2 separate regions of the Homo sapiens genome follow, and region 2 is linked to region 1. A link is an interaction called in ENCODE POLR2A ChIA-PET data of the cell type or tissue named here. Cell type or tissue: A673. All regions are shown on one strand. Region 1 has its middle 17 kb from the start of ASTE1. Region 2 overlaps ATP2C1 (ATPase secretory pathway Ca2+ transporting 1).

Region 1 (8,000 bases):
CTTAGTCAATGAGACCATGACAGGATTGAAGAGCACTTTAGGTGCACTCCAGGTTTTAAAGGAGAAGTTGAAACTAATGGCTTCAGCCAAATAAGAAACAGCATCCTGAGCTGTTAGACCTGGAGAAGGAGGAAACAGTGAGAAGTGAAAATATCAAGAGATATATGCAGCAATACCAGACCCTATGCCCTCTTTATACTACAGATTTTGACCCATTAATGAGATGTGAAAGTATTTAATGAGTCATACCCAGCATTTTTTAATGAAAAAGTTAGAATGGAAAATATCAGATATACATATCATGTATTAGGTGATTGTGTAAAATATATTCCTTACTGTGGACTGTAGGGAAGAAGTTTAAAAGGTACTGCTCTGGAAAATACTGCCAAATAGAGGCTGCTAAAATTAGAAATACCCAGAGTTCTGAAAGTGCCGGCCAGTTCCAAATGAGAACTTGAAAATAAAGAGAACCAAGTAGAATAAATGCATTGGGCAAGATCTGAAAATATACTCAACCTTCATTTTACTTGTATTCATACAAATTGTGTTCTTCCTTCTGTACTCTCCCACTGGTATATTCCATCAGGAATAGCCCTAAAGGTAGCTTTAAAGCTGCCATTTTGAGCAGGCCTATGTACAGTTCCTAATATCTGATAAACAATTTTCTTTACTTTACTAGAATTACCATACTCTTAGAGAAATAAGCCCAGCATCAGCCAGTGTCAAACACACACCTGCCAAGTGTTGACTTTTACAAAAGGCACAATAAATCATTTGCCCCTAGAGTATTCAACCCTAACAATTACTTTGTTAAATAAGAGTTCTTGAAATAAGGAAATTTTTATTATTTTCAGAGGATTGCATGGGAGTTCCTCAGTAAGGTTATTTTTATAACCTTACTAACAACCATCTCCAAAGAGATGGTTACTCCCAGAAGAATCAAGAAAAGAGTAGTCAAGTACATCTATTTTTGAGAAGAAATGTTACTGGAAAATAAGGTATCTAATGAGGACTATAAACATGTGAGACCGGTGCTGGATGTAGTGGCTCACACCTGTAATCCCAGCACTTTGGAAGGCCAAGGCAGGCAGATCATTTGAGGTCAGGAGTTCAAGACCAGCCTGGCCGACATGGTGAAACCCCGTCTCTACTAAAAATACAAAAATTAGCCGGGCATCATGGAGGGCACCTGTAGTCCCAGCTACTCAGGAGGCTGAGGCGGGAGAACTGCTTGAACCCGGGAGACAGAGGCTGCAGTGAACCGAGATGGCGCCACTGTACTCCAGCCTGGGTGACAGAGCAAGACTGTCTCAAAAAAAAAAAAAAAAAGAAAAAAGAAAAACCATGTAAGACCGTTGTTATATCAAATCCTCCCTACCTTGATTCCTGGAGTTTGAAGCTAATCTGGAGACTATATTAATATAACTGTCCCATTTCCTGGGTTATCATCAACACTGCTTCTTAAAACCACTGAATTACATCTACCATGTTTTTCTTTCATTAAAAGTGTCCTCCTCCAGCAGAAGTAATAAGTCAGGTTCCTTTCTCTAACCATGGCACTCAGGACCATTCCACTGAAATTATCCAGCCTTGCAGTAAAGCAGTGACAGTCTAATAATGTCCCTTTAAGTATACTACTCTGGTGTATATCTTCTCCTACATGTATTAGATGAGAGGTCACAGGCACTTCACAGGAGTATGTAAGGTGGTTCACCGAAAAATGATGACATAGCACCTGAACCCCCTGCAGAAGACATTCTTGTTCAGGCTGCTTGGGAGACAACACACAATGAAATGACAAGAGATTATTTTATTAAGTTGGTGCAAAAGTAACTGTGGTTTTTACCCTTACATAAAGCAGTCTGTCAAGTGCAAAATGGCAAAGTGCAGACTGAATACTACAATAAGGAAACAGCGGTCACCAGGATGAGAAGAGGTTAAATCACAAGAAGATTCTCAGACCTGGCTTTTGACCTGGCTTTAAAGAATAGGAATTTTAAAATTGAGATCAGATATACATTAGGAACACCTGTGTAGAAGCAGAATATTGTACATCCCATATTCCCTTTCCAAAATCTAGTTTCCTATGTTTGCAATCAAGTGATTAGGTCCTGCTCTTTCTAATTCAGTTCTAACAAATGAAATCTCATCTTAGGCTTTGGAAACTGTCTTCAATTAGCAGTTCAAGTAACAAAAGGAACTCTGGGCAGCTAAGATGAATAAATTTTAGAGAGAAAGCTGCAGAGACAGGAAAACTTTTACTATAACCTAATCATGTTCTGTATTTAGTGGTGATAAAATTATACTGGAAGTCTATTTTTTAAAAGCACTTTTTGAGACACCTGGACCTTGAAAGTTTAATATGCATCCTGTAAATATAATCACAGGTCTTTCATGCCATTTGATCATGGGGAAAGAATTCAAATTAACCTTTTGACATCTGAATTTGAATTTCAGAAGATAAAGACCATAGCTAAAAAGCCCTTAGAATTATCTTTTTCTCCTTTGTGCACAAAAGGAAATAAATCAATGACTATGCCTCAGTTGCCCTACTTGCAAAATAAGGATTATAACAGTCCAAATTATTGTGTAAAAGATACAATAACAAGTATATTTAAGTTACTTAGCACAGTGCCTGATACTAAAAGTGTGTTATAAGTGATAGCCATTGTTATATCCGCACATGAAAAGCCAGGGCAAAGCAAGGAATGTGGGAAGAAGTGAGTGAGTGTTAAGCAGTACAAAGATTAAGACAACGTGAGACCAGAGTTGCCACAGGTTTAAGAGCAGAATTTTGCAGAGGCAAAGGAGATCAACACTATCAAATATGGTGAAGAAGAAAGATGGGCAGGAATGTGAGAATATTATAGCAACTCCAGCCGTAGCCACACTGGAAAGGGTAGAAAACTACCAAGACAATTTCAATGGGCAGCCAAGCTCAAACTTAGAAAATAATGAAAAAAGACCAGAAGGAATTATCCCCATGTGAGTACCTGTCCCCCTTGAGCCCTTTTTCCTATGTTCAGAGAGTTTTCTGTAGTGTTTTTAAAGCCCAATTTGAAAGAGCCCTTGGCATGTTTAAAGATAGAAAAAGGTGGCCGGGCGTGGTGGCTCACACCTGTAATCCCAGCACTTTGGGAGGCTGAGGTGGGCAGATCACGAGGTCAGGAGATCGAGACCATCCTGGCTAACATGGTGAAACCCCGTCTCTACTAAAAATACAAAAACAATATCAGCCGGGTGTGGTGGCGGGCACCTGTAGTCCCAGCTACTTGGGAGGCTGAGGCCGGAGAATGGTGTGAACCCGGGATGCAGAGCTTGCAGTGAGCCGAGATCGTTCCACTGCACTCCAGCCTGGGCAACAGAGCAAGACTCTATCTCAAAAAAAAAAAAAAAAAAAAAGATAGAAAAAGATGAAGAGCAGATATTACCATTTCCTAGGAATTTCCTCTTCCTGCAACTACCAGGGTTATAACCTGGCCCTACTCCATAATCCTAAGGAGGCCAAACCCAGTTTTCCCCCTAGCAAGTTTGCCAGATTTCACTGGGTGCTGCTCTCTACCACATGCTGTTTGGCTGGCTGGTGTACCATTTACCTGAGCAGCACCTGGAAAGCTGTCACTACCAAGACCAGGAAGTTCCATAAAAGGATAAACTTTCAGTGGTGCCTGACTCAAAATATGACACTGTATTTTCAATAAGACAGATGTGGGGTACTTGGTGTTTATCTCGTAATGTCTTAATGACACATTTCAGTCATCACAGCTGAAAGTGATTCTGCATCTTGTACCAATTTGAAATTAAATACTACTCTTGGAAAAATGTATTAAAAACATTACACCCCACTTTCAGCAACAGCTTTCTGAGCCATACAGGATAAGCTGCTTCTGCATTTCTTTCCAGAGGTGTGAGTAATACCAAATTCAAGTCCATCCAGCTGTAAAAATTCTAAGACGAGAACTTCATGTTAAGGAAGGAAGTTTTAAAATTTAAAAGGCGTGACTGCACCAGGCCATATAACAGTCTGTTAAAATGAGAGAAGTAAATGAATGAGATAATACATGAAAGAAGTATTTCCAGCTAGTTTCACTGGATTCTGTTTTTAGGGACAGAAATCAAATGAAAAATGAACATGCTACAATGCACATGCAATCTCTTCTATTCCTGCTACTCCTGAAAACATTCTATTTGGTTAAAATAGCTAAGTCTTTCTCTCAAAATATAAATATATTTTTATATTTATGTATACATGCACATATACAGTCACCTTTTGGTATCTGTGGGAACTATGCAAATATGTTTTGGTTTAGAATGTTCTGTTCTGAAAAAATGAGTTAGTGAGTATATTTTTTCCCTAAGACTGAGCTGTTAGGATAGTTTAGTTTCTGCTATTACTAAATGTTGTCTTCTCTAAGCAAGATAACATACTTAAGCCTATTCAGATTAAGCTTTATTTCTCTGGGTTTGTACAACCAATAGGAGGGAAACCTCCACTTCTCTTGTGCATCCAAGAGGTAGAAGTGAGCCCATCAACCAGATAGGAGCAGACTGCTTCAGATGGATAAAAAATTGGGTGAGCAAAGAGAGAGAGATGGGAAGCACAATTCAGATGGGACGGCAGATCAGAACACTCCAGCCACTGTAAGAACAAGAAGCCTTGATAATGTGATGGCATGTCCTCCTGGTTGATGATGTTTTAACAACAGTCTGAGACACTCTGACTTTCTCTACATGGGGGCCTTGATGGAGACTCAGAGTAGTCACTGACATCAAATCTGCTACCAAGAGCATCCATTCAAGAGAGAATATACTGTTGGGAGATTGGAGGGTAGAGAAAATTGATGGTACTTCCTTTCTAATCCACTGAATGCAAGGTACAGGGCCTATTTTCCTCTTTTTGAATATCTAAATGAGTAGGCAAACTTTCTACAAAGGGCTAGATAGTAAATATTTTAGGCTTTACAGGTCATATAGTCCCTTGCAACTGCTCACCTTTGCTGCAACTGCTCACCTTTGCTGCCACAGCATGACAGTGCCAATAAACAATATTGTAAATGAATGTGGATAGTTGTGTTCTAATAAAACTTTATTTACAAAAATAAGCAACAGGAGAATTTGACCAGCATGGCACAGTTTTTCTTTTCTTTCCTTTTTTTTTTTTTTTTTGAGACAGTCTTGTTCTGTTGCCCAGGCTGGAGTGCAGTGGCGCAATCTAGGCTCACTGCAGCCTCCACCTCCCAGGTTCAAGCAGTTCTGGTTCTCAGCCTCCCAAGAAGCTGGGATTACAGGGATGCATCACCACGCTCTACAGATTTTTGTATTTTTAGTTTCGCCATGTTGGCCAGACTGGTCTCGAACTCCTGGCCTCAAGCAACCCGCCTTCCCCAGCCTCTCAAAGTGCTGGGATTAAGGGTGTGAGTCACCATGCCTGGCCATAGTTTCTACACCAAAACTAAATAATAGCTCCATGTGGGTGAGTTAAACAAGATCAAATTAAACTATTTCCCTAACTTGTAATACCTCTAGCTGATGCATGGACCATCCAACCATCCAGACCCACTCCACATAGAAAAATACTTACAAAATCTAATGCAATCCTATTACGCAACCACACAGATGAATGAGACAGGAATAGGAATTAAAACATACTAATTTATAGCTTGTTAAAATTGATCTAATAATGCTTAAATGTAAAGTTTGTCATGTCTTTCCTATCAGACATACATTTTCTACAGTCACCTATTTGTAAGATGCACATATCACGTGTTTCACAGTATGCCTGCAAGATGCAGACCTGATAAGAGCAATGGTCCAGGCATTATATGGTATTTTATTTATGACCCTAAGATGGCACCAAATTGTCACTTGTCAACTAAAGGGCACTTTGGTATACTTATCAGAGAAAACTTTAATAGAAAGTTCTTTAATGTAGTTGAGAAGATTAGTAATTTTTTAAAAAACTGTATTAAAAGGCACATTTTTCAAAAGCTACAAATCCAGAGCCCAAAAATGGATCTCTGGAATTTATATAGAACAGTTTGCTCAGTTTCTGGCATTGAGTGCTCATAACAATGAGATGTGGTTTCTACTCAAAAGGGTTATTAAGTAGAGCAATGCAACTATTGCTTAAGAAATAATGATTCTGGGGCACCCTTGGGTTAAATATGAAAAGAAGTTCTGTCAGGCCTAACAGCCATGAAGCCACCACAGAAATGTGGGCCTTTGTCAGTATATTTGTCAGTTTGGCCAGATTTGCGTAAAACAGGATAGGAATAGCAAAATCAGGTGTGTACGGTGACCTGCAAATGAAACACCATCTACCTGGAGCAGCTGTGCAAGCACAGGCTGTTACATCATATATGTTCACGTGTACACGAGAACACCAGCAGATTTACATTAGAAAAGGATTTCTAAGGATAAAAACTAATGGCTCAAATAATTGTTTTCACTTTTCTCCCCAAACTTTGACATTTAATTTTGAATGAAAGAGATCACCAAATTTCTGTTTAGATTTATCAACAAGTGTTTTCAACTTAAATTTTTAATGCTTTCTAAAACATAAAATCCCACAATTTTATATGCAAACTTATTGCTACATTCAAAGAGTGTTTACAAGAAATGAGGCTGGGCGTGATGGCTCACGCTTATAATCCCAGCACTTTGAGAGGCCAAAGTGGGCAGATTGCTTGAGCCCAGGAGTTTGAGACCAGCCTGGGCAACATGGCAAAACCTAATCTCTACCAAAAAAAAATACACAAAATTAGCTAGGTATGGTGGCATGCACCTGCAGTCCCAGCTACTTGAGAGGCTGAGATAGGAGGATCACTTGAGCCCAGGATGTCCAGGCTGCAGTGAGCCATGATCACACTACAGAGCAACACCCTGCCAAAAAAAAAAAAAGTGTACAAGAAACTGTACTACACACACACACACACACACACACACACACACACAAACACACACTAGAAATCTGGAAAGGTTATTCTTGTTGGCATTTCACTGGGCTCTGAAGTAGAGGTAAAAGCTCTGATTCTCAACATTGGGACAGAGAAAAAACGATTTCAACTTAAAGTAACACTGTCCAAAATGATCTGGAAGTGGACTGTATTGGAGCATTGTGTAGGATATGAGGCTAGAAAGGCCAAAAAAATTACGAGTAAAATTTAAAAAAATAAACAGGCCAACCGTGGTGGCTCATGCCCGTAATCCCAGCACTTTGGGAGGCTGAGGCGCATGGATCACCTGAGGTCAGGAATTCGAGACCAGCCTGACCAACATGGTAAAACCCTGTCTCTACTAAATATGCAAAAATTAGCTGGGCATGGTGGCACAGGCCTGTAATCCCAGCTACTCGGGAGGCTGAGGCAGGAGAATCACTTGAACTCAGGAAGCAAAGGTTGCAGTGAGCCAAGATCGCACCACTGCACTCCAGCCTGGGCAACAGAGCAAGACTCCTTCTCAAAAAACAAACAAATGAAAAACCAACATTGTTTTCTACTCTTCTGCCATAATTACTCATTCAGAGTAAGTAGCTGTTTTCTAATGGTAATGTTATTTACTCATTGGGGTTTCCTTACGTGGCATACCTTAAGCTATGTGGTATGCCACATAAACAGACACACACATATACACACACACACACGCTCTCACCTCTTAGAAAGTGTCTTACTACATGTATCAAAAAAATTGCTACCAGTAATTCAGATCAGTGTTTTCCAGTCAGTAACCTTAATAACAGATTCCCTATTAACATTCAACAACAAAGGAGATTGAAATATTATCTTGTCCTTCTGCATTTTGAATTTACACAACTGTTTGCTGATTAATAACTATGCTAAAGGAAAGTTTTTAAAGAAAATCTTATTTTGTGAAAGCTGAGTTTACTTTGACTTATCGCTTAATTTAACAACAACAAAAAAAATGGATGCTTGTTTTTCTACTAGCTTATAATTAGTCAGCTATAGCTTTGATTAACACATCCGTCTGGGAAATCTCAAAGA
Region 2 (8,000 bases), 110 kb after region 1:
CAAAGACATATAAACCAACAGAATAGAATTCAGAGTCTAGAAATAAACCCATAATTTCTGGTCAATTGATTTTTGACAAGGGTGCCAAGACATTCAATGGAAAAAGAATAGTCTTTTTAACAAACAGTATTGGGATAACTGGATATTCTATGCAAAAGAATGAAGGTGGGCCCTTATGTCACATCATATGCAAAAATGAACTCAAAATGGATCAAGCGTGAGAGTTAAACTATAAAATTCTTATAATCTTCATCACATTGAATCAGGCAATGGTTTCCTAGATATATAAAGCACAAACAATAAAAGAAACACATATATAAATTGGACTTCATCACAATTTTAAAAGTTTCTGATGTAGAGGATACCATTCAGAAAGTGAACAGGTAATCCACAGAATGGGAGAAATATTTACAAACCATATCTCTGATAATTATCTTATAAACATTGCTGCAGTGAACACTCTTAGGTAAACATCTTTGTATACTGGTACAAGTATAGAATATATTCCTATCCAGTATCCAGAATAAACGTATGTGTGTGTGTGTGTGTGTGTGTACACACATATATATAAAGAACTCTTACAACTCAACAAAAAAGTAAATAACCAAATTACAAAATGGTCAAAAGATTTGAATAGACATTTCTCCAAAGATATACAAATAACCAATAAGCACATCACACTTCCTAGTTGCAAAACTAACTTATCGCAAAATCTACAGTAACCAAAACATTGTGGTACTTGGATCTGCAAAGACTTATAAACCAACAGATTAGAAGTCAGAGTGCAGAAATGATTTTTGCATATGCTGTGAGATAAGAGTCCACCTTCATTCTTTTGCATGAAGAATCCATGCAAAAGATCCTTGACACATCATTAGTCATTTGGGAAACGCAAATCAAAACTACAATGTGAAACCACTTCATACCCCCTAGGATGCAATGGAAAAAAAAAAAAAAAACAGCAAAATGTTGGAGAGGATGTGGAGAAATTAATTAAAAGAAAGCCTCATACACTGCTAGTGGGAATGAAAAAATGGTTCAACCACTATGGCAGTTACTCAATAAATTAAAGATAGAATTACCATGACCCAGCACTTCTACTCCTAAGTATACACCTGAAAAAACTGAAAACATGTTTACACAAAAACCCATACATGAATGCTCACAATAGTGTTATTTTTTGACAAAAAGTAGAAACTGATGAATAAACAAAATGTGTATATCCATACAATGGAATATTATTTCATCGCAAAAAGAAATGAAGTACTAACACGTGCTAGAAGCCAGACATAAAAGGTCACATATTGTATGATTCAATTTATATGAAATACCCAGAACAGGCAAATCCATAAAGACAAAGTAGATTAGTGGTTACCAGGGGCTAGCGAAAGGGGAGAATGGGAAGTGACTGCTAATGGGTAAGGGGTTTCTTTCTGGGGTGATAAAAATGTTCTAGAATTATATCAATATACAATTTTGTGACTATACTAAAAACCACTGAATTATACACTTTAAAATGACAAATTTTGTGGTAAGTGATTCTATCTTGAAAAAGAAAAACCCAGTAAAGGACAGGGTCTACAAAATACTTCATGATTTACCACAGCTATGAGAGAATTAGTATTCATACTGTAGGTGGCTCCGGGTCTAAAACTGTGCATACAGAACAAATAAGATTTAGTCGATGGGCATGATTTCAAGCACTGACAGTTATGGGGCCACAGCTGATATCAATTCCCAAGTGTAAACGATGTAGAAATGAGAGCTGAAACTAAGGAACCAGGCAAGCAAGCCCAAGAGAATGATTGCCAAAGCACATGTCCTTTAACTGCTGTCTGGCAAAGCAATTACAGCTGTACCCAACCTTAAGCAAATCCAGTCCTTTTAAGAACACATCTTTATCATAAATAAATGGGAGAGGGATACTGTGCTATGATGAAACAGGATGTAGGAGGAACTTAAAACAGCATACAAACAATAACAAGTGAACCTAATTTTATTACAAGTGACTAACATAACCCTTAGGCAGGGATGAAAAGAACCCAAGTAACTTCTGAAAACAGAATTTGCCTGTATACCATAAAGTTAAAGACAAATATTGTACTCTAGTTTAAAACTGTGTTTCTCACCAGGGAATGAATAGGTCACTAATTCTAAAACTACTTTTGTTTGTGTGTACTCGGATGAAACAAGTAAGTCAATATACTGTGGTTGAGAACAGTTTCTCACCTTTGGAGAAGGAAGTAACAAAGAAAGAGAAAAGGGCTGAACAGGAAAAAAGACCAAAATGGACCCTATGGTGGAAGAACAGAACTGGCAGCATCACTGGCAGTTTTTTATTTATATACATAGATGGATAGATAAGAAAATAAAAACATATGTGTTCATACATGTTACCAAACATATACACTGCTAGCTCTATCTACTAAGAGAGCCTAGAAGCAATGACACCCAGTAGCATGGAGCACACCTGGCACCCAGATCTTGGTTTCTAGATATCATTCTCTAGTAAAATGAACTCAGCTCCCTGGAAAAATGGTTGATTCCATGGCTGGTGCAAGCAGGAAAAATACAAGATACACCCAGAACATCATGTGATACCAGAAAGTAAATTAGTGCTCACAAAATGAGAGAGGGTATTGTAGAAAAGACACAGGAACAAATTTTCAAGTGCCCTCAATAACCAAAGCGAGAATGACTTGAGCAACAATTACTGGATTTTAACCCATAAGGCAAAATATCCACAAAGCCATGTAAATAAATTAATTGGATAATTAATAAGTAAAGAGGACAGTACTTCCTTAATTGTAGAATTCCAAATATAGTAAGAATGAGTGAAATAGAAAACTCGCCATTAAGCAAAGACCAAAGCAGTAATAACTGCTGCCAGTTAAGAACCATTGATAGATAGCAAAACTTGCCCATGTAAAGTATGATGGAACACAGGATATTGCAAAACTGGCCCATGATAAGTATGATGGGACACAGTATATTTGCAGTACCTCCCCACTAGAGGAAGGTATTAATTACAAAGGAATTACTAATTATTATACAACTACAAGGTTAAAATGAACATTTATTATTACAAAGGAAAAAGCAGTAACTTTACAATGAAGAAATCTGGCAGACACAGCCTTAACCAAGTGATCACATTAACTTCACCCATCATAAGACATGCTAATCACGGGTGAAGATCTGACAACCCCATATTGAGAAACATTCTAAAAAATAACTAACAGTACTCTTCAAAAGTGTCAGTAACATTTATAAAAGATGAGAGAAAAAAAAGACTGAAAAGCTTAACAGATGGGAGGAGACTAACATGATGATAACTAAATGCAAGGTAGGATCCCAAATTGGATCCTGAACTAGAAAAAGGATAGTTTATAAATGTGAATGTCCTGGTTTTAATAATTATACTATGGTTATATAAGATGTTAACATTAGGAGTAACTGGGCAAAAGATATCCAGGACCTCTTTGTACTATTTTTATACCTTTTATGTAAGTCTAAAGTTATTTCAAATTTTAAAAATCAACATAATTTTAGAAGATTTTAGAAAAACCTCTCAAAGTAAAGTAAATCTTTCTACCATAATTGAATTTGCATCCAACAGTTAACTACATCTGAATTATACTGCCACTCTGGGAAGAATTTGGCATTTTTTGATCATTAAATTAAAAAGTGGGCATAATACTCCATCTACTGATACATCTGTTTGTATAAATTATTCTAGGTTTGAAAGAAATTTGGTACAAGGATGGAGGAAAGGGGTATCATACCATCTACATATTTTTTAAACCCGTCCATTTTGTTGCCATCCTATATTAAGCATGCAACCAGTGTTTTTTAAAGCCTTCAGTGAGCAACAATTATTTTACTAGCAATACAGAAGATGGAAAGGAAAGGAAAGGAAAGGAAAGGAAAGGAAAGGGGAAAGGGGAAATGGGAAAGGGGAAAGAGGAAAAAGGAAAGGAAAGGGGGGAGGAAGGGGCAGAAGGAAAGAAGGGAGGGAGGGAGAGAAAGAAAGAAAGTTTTTTTAGATTCCTTTATACCTTCTCCTAATACCTCCCCCACCATGACCAATGACATTCATTTCATAAAGCAGCTAACTGGTGAACCTAATTTTACAGGCTATGACAAACCAAACCCTTATGAAAAGACATTATGGTGGCATTCTTAACACCCTGTGCTTCCAGACCTAAATAACTACAGGTACAATGGGGAGCCACGTAAGCCTTTAAAAGCAGTTGACAGTCAAATACAATTTAATATCATTTAAAGCTACCAACTTTGAATCCTATAGGGTTAAGTTAACCGATAATTTATTTGCTGTCACAAAATGTACTCTGTTATTATTTTCCATGTTTAAGTGGTGTTCCTCAAAAGCTAATTTTTCTAACCAACTAATTAATGAATGGAATATTTAAATAATCTTAGTTTAAGATGAAAAACAGGCAGGTTATTTCTAAATTCCACCTGCAATTAATAAAACGTACATTAGTAAGTCCAATACATAGTTTACCGAACTCAAGGACTTTTACCTACAGTAATTCCATTCTATAGATGGAGAAAATAATGTATAGTAAGAGTAAACCGGTTTTTTTCCTAAAAGGAAAGAAATAGCAGCAAAGAATTCCAGTGACTCCCTAAAAATGAGAATGCCACACAACTATGTACATGTAAGGAGACTTTAAACACTGAGGCTATGACTGGAATAGATCACTAAGGGATTGGTATTAGAGATGAAAATATCGGTGGTCCTGTCCCTAACACCACTGAAACATTCAACACCTTACAAAATAAAGGGAATATTCAACACCTTACAAAATAAAGTAAAAAGACACCCGACAAGCAAAAGAAAGCCACCTAATGAAGACCCTAAAAAGGAAATCTAAGGAAGAGTTCTGACTTCGGGGGGGGTCTAGTTAGAATAAATGGATAAAAAGGAAAAAGGCAATAGACATAGGAGGTCTAGCATTTTCCATGAGAAATAAAATTCAGTACATTTTGGTCTTGATTTCAAAGAATAGTAAAATTGCTTCCAAACAATAACAGTTCTGTGAGCAATAAATAATACATAAAATGTATTTACAGGCTAAAAAGTAAAATTTAAGGGCTTAACTTCATTGATCTACACTAAGGGTTTAACTTCATTGTCTACTGCTAGGTGAACACTAAATACTGAATCCTGAAATAGTACAAACCCAAACCAAAGTATAATCAAAATCATAATTTGATAAAACCATGAGAAAAGCATTAAGATTATAAAAGCTACTCTATGTTTCCTAGGCATCCCACTCACCTCTCAGAAAAAAAAAAAAAAAAAAAAAAAAACAAAAAAAAAAAACGTGAAGCCTTGAAATTAGCAGTTAAAAGACCAAAAGTAACTCCCCTAAATCTATTCATCAAGTAAGGTAAGGGAAATTAGGATTTGCTGAGAGGCTCTTTCATGCCAGGCACTTGTACACACCCTGCCTGGTCTAATTCTAACAAACCTGAAGTAGTCATAATCTCTTTACAAGTGAGGAAACCAAGGCTTAGAGGAGTCAACTTCCTTGCCGTTTGTTAGAACAGTGTTTCTCAATCTTGGCACCATTGACATCTGGGGCTAAAAAATTTTGAGGGTGGCGGGGGGAGGTAGAAGATGCTGTCTTACGGATTGTAGCATGCTTACCAGCATCCCTGGTCTCTACACACTGGATGCCAGTAGCATACTTTGAGTTGTGACAACCCAGCATTTCTCTAAACATTGCCAAATGTCCCCCGGGGGCAAAACAATCCTGAGATGAGAACCACTTAGAAGGAAGAAGCCAGCATTTTCATTCAATTGACAGTAGGTACGTCCCAGAGTCTGTTCAAGATGAATAAAGGACAAATTGAGGTCTCTGCCTTCAAGAGCTCACTTTGAATCCTGGTGCTTGATTTAACACCTCTCTCCATGCATAGCTATATGAGCCTCACATCATGACAGTCTGACCTATATATTCCCTTCAGCCAGCCCCTAAATCGGCTCACTCCTTCAACCACAATCAATGGCACCTTCACTGACCCAAATGACATCTTGCAGTCATGTCTGATTCAACTATTCCCTTAATTCTCTGTATCTAGTCACTGTCCAAGTCCTGCTGATTTTTCCTAGGAGTAAAATATCTCTGTCATCCATCCCTACCCTTCATTCCCATTACTCTAATATAGATACAAACCACACTCCCTTTATCTTCTAACAGATGAAATCAGGAGTAACTAATCTCTCTTGGCCCCTCATATGAATTAGGGGTACATATCAAGATATAATAACTGATCTACCAACTTTTAGGATAGAGGGCTGGCAGACTTCAGAGCAGTCCCCAATGACCACATCTTTCTCTGGGGTGGGGAGGGATGCTGGAATTTCTCATCTGATACTAGTTTCATAAGCCAAATATTAACTCTTAAGTAAACAGTAACCCTCACAAGCATTAAGAAAAGGACACAGCAGAAATTAGTTTGCATACCACTACAAAGTGGTTTGCATGCTATTTCTGGCATTTGTGCCATGAACTGCTTTTGCCTGCTTCAAAAGAAGGTAGAACTGACACTCAACAGAGCAAGTAAGGTACAACTCCCAAGCTTAATTAAGCCAACTAATATTTCCACCCCTGATGATGTAGAAACCTAGATGAAGGCAGGTAAAGCAAACATGCTGCTAGGGAAACACTAAAAATAGATGGCCAAACAAAATCTAGTGAAATGCCTGCATACAAAGAGAGATATAAATCTCATATATAACATATACAAATAAAATCACAGCATCAAAAGGCTAATTTATTTATACTACAAATGAAAAAGGCTCCGATTTAAGATGAGAGGAAATCCAGGACCTGGTTCAAAGTTGGATCTTGCCCTTAGGCAGAGAATAACAGAACGTTTATGTACTAATGTACTAATGCTCTATTCTTTTTAACTTCAGGACACCATAACCAAGATAAATTTCTGAAATTCACAACTTAACCAAAACTTTTAATTTTTACTTTGCGTGTTTAAATTTTCAAAAAAACACATTTACATATTCAAAAAAAAAGTCTGATGAGTGACATCCTAAATATTTCCACTTATTATTTCTGAGTTTTCCTATAAAAGGCTGATGGCAAATATATTTATTATTTAGGGTCCTGCTTTTTCCAACTTTATCAAGCTGTTTTAAGTAAGTAAATAAATAAATGAAAGTAATTTCTATAAGGATGCATCAATATCTCAAAGCTTTCTAAAAGAATAAAGAATGTCATACTAAAGCTGGGCACGGTGGCTCATGCCTATAATTCCAACAATTTGGGAGGCCAAGGCAATAAGACTGCTTGAGTCCAGGAGTTCAAGACCAGCATGGGCAATATATCAAGACCTCGTCTTTAAAAAAATTAAGAAATTAGCTGGGTATAGTGATGTGTGCTTATAATCCCAGCTACTCAGGAGGCTAAGGCAGGGAGATCGCATTAGTCCAGGAGTTAGGGGCTTTGGTGAGCTATAATGATGCTACTGTGTCCCAGCCCAGCCTGGGTTACAGAGTGAGACTCCATCTCAAAAAAATAAATAAATAAATAAGCACAAAGGGAAAAAAAAGGATGTCATACTAAATTAACGTATTTCCTTCTGAGGGAGGGACACGAGTTTAGGTCAGCATGTTTACGAAATGACCAAATGTCAAACCAAAAGGCCTTTACTTAAGAAAGCAATTACAACTAACAGGTATATTAAATAATTCCAATTCACACATTCTCTAATACCTATAGCAGAATTAAAAAAAGCAGAGATAGAAATTGAATCAGACACCCAGTTACGGCCATCTTAAGATAATGCTTCTGACCCCGACTATTACTGTCTTCTGTCTATAATCTAGGACAGCTTTTCAACATTTCATTCAAACTTTTTCTAAACACATCACAGGTTTAGTCTAAACCAACCTAATTTAACACAATTGGTGTAATTTATTTGTAATTCTACGATTTATACTTTTGTCGTAG

The links. Peaks named below come from ENCODE experiments on the same cell type or tissue, not always from the same donor. Only the 100,000 strongest peaks of a DNase experiment are listed, where the experiment ranks them.
Region 2: POLR2A ChIA-PET joins it to region 1 with 18 read pairs; 4 of 35 experiments call an interaction of 5 or more read pairs at or near these places.

Annotation. Positions count from the first base shown.
Region 1 is chr3:131,005,590-131,013,589 of GRCh38, reverse strand. It overlaps a transcript of ATP2C1 not described here. Among named protein-coding and RNA genes, the nearest start is that of ASTE1, 17 kb to the left of the region's middle. In A673, no CTCF peak of the experiment used is centred here; no DNase peak of the experiment used is centred here; H3K27ac peaks cover 695 bases.
Region 2 is chr3:130,899,635-130,907,634 of GRCh38, reverse strand. All of the region lies in intron 2 of ATP2C1 (ATPase secretory pathway Ca2+ transporting 1), which reads right to left. Among named protein-coding and RNA genes, the nearest start is that of ATP2C1, 9.6 kb to the right of the region's middle. RefSeq lists an enhancer at 6,401-6,450. In A673, no CTCF peak of the experiment used is centred here; a DNase peak (open chromatin) is centred at 1,824.